Linked DNA regions of Mus musculus: region 1 is linked to region 2. The links are chromatin loops, found by intact Hi-C in ENCODE. Cell type or tissue: heart. All regions are shown on one strand. Region 1 has its middle 28 kb from the start of Gm31623. Region 2 overlaps Dnmt3a (DNA methyltransferase 3A).

Evidence for each region. Hi-C counts contacts between places; a loop is a spot of excess contacts. Peaks named below come from ENCODE experiments on the same cell type or tissue, not always from the same donor. Only the 100,000 strongest peaks of a DNase experiment are listed, where the experiment ranks them.
Region 1: it touches region 2 in a loop (2.1-fold over the local background); 2 of 42 quality-filtered maps call a loop at or near these places.

Annotation. Positions count from the first base shown.
Region 1 is chr12:3,921,496-3,923,995 of GRCm38, forward strand. No RefSeq gene overlaps it. Among named protein-coding and RNA genes, the nearest start is that of Gm31623, 28 kb to the left of the region's middle. In heart, no CTCF peak of the experiment used is centred here; no DNase peak of the experiment used is centred here.
Region 2 is chr12:3,870,514-3,873,013 of GRCm38, forward strand. It overlaps Dnmt3a (DNA methyltransferase 3A), which reads left to right. Exons shown (of 23, transcript NM_007872.4): 5 at 2,322-2,365. Among named protein-coding and RNA genes, the nearest start is that of Dnmt3aos, 9.5 kb to the left of the region's middle. In heart, CTCF peaks have their summits at 460 (motif pointing left) and 1,341; DNase peaks (open chromatin) are centred at 578, 1,368 and 2,268; H3K4me3 peaks cover 963 bases; H3K27ac peaks cover 2,439 bases.

The DNA of each region.
Region 1 (2,500 bases), 51 kb after region 2:
CAGTTTTTTACTCTTACAGAAAATGCTGCAGAGAAATCAATCCTTAGAAGTGGAATTGCTGGCCAGGCAGGCACACGCAGCTGAAATGTTGATGGCTTTGGTCAAATCGCCACCCTTAAAGGCTCCAGCAATTTCCATTTCCGCAGCTAATCTCACCCCCAGAGCACTTCCGCGTGTCTTTGTTGGACACTTGCCTTTCATTCTAATTTGTGTTTTAACAGCGGAGAGCTGAGCTGGGCTTTCTGCACCTCTGTCCTGCATCGATCTCTCTCACTCTGTCTTCTAGGTTCCCCCTGACTGCTTCATGGATTTCTGGTCCTTCTTTGTAGTTAAGGAAATTAGTATACTGTCTCTCACCCCGCTGTAAGTATTTCCCACTGCCTAGCTGTGTTGTTTTCAATGGGGGAGCTTTACATTTTAAAGACTCAGATTAATACATGCATACCCCACTTCTTCTCTACACACTCTGTGCTCCCATTTTGAGGGTTCCATTTTGAACCTGCCCACTATTAAGTCTAACGTAAAGGAAAAGAGGTTTTCGTCCATATTTAATTGCTCTCTGCAGGGTCACCTGTCTCCAGCACTGCTTACTGAATAGACCATTTCCCCAATGATTTAGGGCCACTTTGAGAGTGTGAACATCCACACATAGTGGATCTGTTTCCAAACCGGTGTGTCTTATTGATTTTCCTGCCTATTTTTGAGCTCGGGCCAAGTCGCCTCATTTGCCACAGGTTCACACTTTACTTCTACCACCTGGTAAGAGGTTTATCACCACTTTTCACTTATCTTCCAGATGACTTCCAGTGTTGTTTTCTTAGCCTCATGGGAGAGCAACATAAAACTCATACAACATAATCGAATCATCATGTGCTCTGCAGAGAAAGAGTCCTGCATGGGGAAGGGGAAGACAAGACAGAAGGTTTTGTCTGTGATAATACATTTCTGGCAAATGTATAGGTTATCCCAGGGAAACATTTCCTCACACATATCACTCCCCACTCCTCCTCTTTAACTGGGATCTCACTACGTAGAACATGCTGGACTCCAACACACCCAAAGAGATCTGCCTGCCTCCATCTTCCAGATTCTGGGAGAAAAATACACATGCCACCTTTTATTTAATTAATTAAATTTATTTATTTAGCCGGGCATGGTGGCACACACCTTTAATCCCAGCACTCGGGATGCAGAGGCAGGGAGATCTCTGAGTTCCAGGCCAGCCTGGTCTACAGAGTGAGTTCCAGGACAGCCAGAGTTACACAGAGAAACCCTGTCTTGAAAACCCAAAAACCAACCAAACAAACAAAAATTTTATTTGGGTTTCCAAGACAGAGTTTCTTTGTGTAAAACATCGTGTCCTAAATTTTTATTTATTTGTTTATTTATTTATTTTGAGGCAGGGTTTCTCTGTGTAGCACTGGCTGTCCTGGAACTCGCTCTGTAGACCAGGCTGGCCTCCAACTCAGAAATCCGCCTGCCTCTGCCTCCCAAGTGCTGGGATTAAAGCTGTGCACCTCCACTGCCCAGCTACCGTGCCCATTATTTAAGATAGAATCATGTGTAGTTTACAAATTCTCTCTGTAGCCAAGGGTGGCCATGAACTCCCAATTCTTCACCTACCTCCAGAATACTGGGATTACACACTTCCCTACTGCCCTGGTCACAGAATGCTTCTTTTGGCCAAAACAAAATGTATTTACAAAAGTATGGGTTTTTTCCTATGCCCTCCCTTGTTCCCTAATAAAGCCACGGAGACCTTTATATTTGTTAATAAGTTCCTTGCACGATAGCTGGGCGGTTACCGATCTCTTTTAAGCGGACTATGCAGCAATGGCCTACTTCCCAGTCACGTGGCCATTACCTGCCACCGTGGACCCCGGGTCCCAGTGGGAACTCCTCAGAGCCCAGCTGAAACCCTCTCCCTGGCTCTCTGGGCTCAGAAATCCTGCCTTTTCTTCTCCTGCCCAGCTAGATATAGGCTGACCAGCTCTATATTGACCAATCAGAAGATGATGGAGAACGTGTTTTAAAAAACGGAGTCAGGAAATTCTTCACAATAATGGCAACACCCAAGTCTGGACTGCAACCAGATCTCAGGTACAGAAATCAGCACTGGAATACATGGTGCACAGAAAACATCCCCCAACATGTATCTTTGTATTTATTCAAGCCTTTATATCTTTCAAGTTCACATCTTTCATCTAGAGAGGACTTATAGGATTCTCATTAACACATTTCTAAACAGCCCTTCTTGTGTTGGCAGTATGAATGCATTCTTCTCATCCAGTGTGCTTTCTAACTGTTTATTACAAGGGATCATTCTGAAAAATGCTTTAAGCAGGGTATCGTGTAGCCTAAGTTGGCTGTGGTTGCTATATTGAAGCTAGCCTTGAACTCTTGATCTTCCTGCTTCTGCCTCCTGAATTTCTAGGATTGCCTTACCAACTTGAATAACTAGACGTTGGCTCTCTTTGTGGGTTTTTCCTTCCACCCTTCA
Region 2 (2,500 bases):
CTCTGTTGCCTGTTGTGAAATATTTAGCAAACTCAACCATGTCTTCTTTTCAGGTAAAATTTTCTTGTAGTCTAATGAATAAATCAGGCCAAACAGTGGTGGCCCACACCTTTAATCCCAGCACTCAGGAGGCAGAGGCAGGTGGACTGCTGAAGTCAAGGCCAGCCTGGTCTACAAACTGAGTTCCAGGACAGCCAGGGCTACACAGAGAAACCCTGTCTCGAAAAAAACAAAAAATAAAAATAAAAAATAATGAATAAATCAGTCCTGGTAAACGTAGTTAAAAAACACTGGGGTAGGAAGGAGTGATATTCAGGAAACTCCTAGGTCCCGTACATAGTCTAATAGCCTGGGCCAGCTTGGATTCCTCACTCACTACCCTCCTCTGGCTGCTGCATGGTTGCTGCAGCAGCTGTTGCAGCCTCAGCAGGAGCCGCGATCCAGGGCAGGCACCCCCTTCTGGCAGCCTAGGTCATGGGCTGAGCACCGAGGTCCGAGGGAGGGGCTTGCCCTAGAGGTGGGAGGCCCAGAGCAGGCCTGAGGGGGAACCCCGTGGAAAGTGGGGAGCAGACTTGTGGGTGAGAGGACATGGAGGAAACGGGGAGGAAGAGACGTGGTGGATGAGATATGCCTTAAAAGGCCAACCACGTACCCTGTACTGGGAGGGCGTACACCCCCCACCCACACAAGGGTTACAGCCACCACGCTCCTCCCACACACCACCTCCACGAGGCCCAGCGACACGCCTGCCTACCACGGGGTTCACAGCCCACGGGGTAACCAGCAGGGGCTCTGCCCTCCCCTTCTTTCTCCCTCCCTCCCTCCCTTCCTCCCTTCAGCCCCTCTAGATGGAGCCCGGCACACGTGGCGATACAGAGCGTTCTGGGCAGGTGCAGAGAGAAACCTCAGGTCTGTCTGTTGACAGTAGGGGAAAGATCCAAGCTAAAGATTCAGAGCCATAAATGCTGTGGGTGGTTTCCACTTCTGAGCTAGGAGATGTACCAGGGGCTGTTTTTTTTCTGTTTGGGGCTCTTTGTTTTCGTACCCACCCACCTCCAACCCCCCACCCCATGCACACCAAGCTACATGAGCCAACCTTAGCGACCTTCCTGCTCTGGGCCCAAGCCCTGTATTTTCTCAGTCTCAAAGAAAAGAATTGAGGCACCTAGGTGAAGAAAGGCGGCCGAATTTTCCCTACTTAATAGGAAAAGCCATACAGCCAGCTGCCTGCCGCGGAGCTGCCGGGAGAGGAGCCAGAGAAGCGTGCAGAAATGGCAGGAAGATGTCACTGCCCTCGTGTCCGGCCTATGCGGGCACAAAGAGTCCTTCCTAAAGATGGCGCTGTGGAGACCGCTGCTCCCAGCCCAGATGTCCCTCCCAGGAACTGGGATCAGTGCCCAGTCCCGGAACTTTGAGAAAAGCCAAAGAAACAGAGAAACGTGTGCATCAGGGAGTTCCTTAGGGAAGGGAAGCATGCTGACAACGTACCTACTGTGCGCCAAGCCCTGTTCATGCACTCATTGCTCACACCAGTCCTTAGAACATGTCACTTTGGATCAGTGAGGACACAGCAGAGGTTGGGGGGGGGGGGTCATGGTGAAGAGGGGATCCAGACTTAGCTGGGTGGCACATACCTTTAATCCCAGCACCTGAGAGAGGCAGATCTCAGTGAGTTTGAGACCAGCCTAGGCTACAGAGCAAATTCCTAGACAGCCAGGGCTACATGGAACAACCCTGTCCCCATCCCCCACCCCCAAAAATCCTTATCTTAACCTGAGAAAGAGCCAGGAATGGAGGGCAGTTTCCATGTTGGTAGCAGGGCCATACCATTTAGAACTGTTTGTAATTGGAGCTGTTTCCTGGGGTCTATTCCCACTGGCCCATTGTCTGTGCCCCAACACCTTTTCCTACCCCATGAGAAAGGAGTAACAGCCTGGTTCCTTCAGCCCAACCCCTGCTCTGCCCCTCCACCCTCCTGCCCCTGCTCTGCCCCTCCTCCCTCCTGCCCCTCGCTCTGAGTGAGGGCTGGGGTCAAGCAGCAGGTGATGGCTACTTCAGAGCCCCTTTTGTGTACTTGAGACCAGGGTCCAAAGGCCAGAAGCCATGCCCCTGAGTTCTGTCTTCTTCCTGTGTTCTTGGGCCCGGAACCTGGACCAGGGTCTCTTTGCTCCAGGCCTTGCCTGGCACACGGGTATGGTCTGTGTGGACGGCACATGAACAAGCAAACACTAGGAGGACCCTGATCCCATGGAGGCCCCCAGGCTCCTCTGAGCCACCCCCGTGACTCCGTCAACAGTCCTCTTGTTCTTCCCTTTCCACAGGCAAAGAACAGAAGCAGACCAACATCGAATCCATGAAAATGGAGGCAAGTGTTTTCCTCACCCACAGGGGCCCTGTGGGTCCTGATTCTAGAAGAAAACCACCTCTCTGATGGACTGTGGCGAGTGTGTGTGAGGGGCCCGAGGGTGGGTCCTGCCCCATCTTTGGTTGTTCCTTGTGA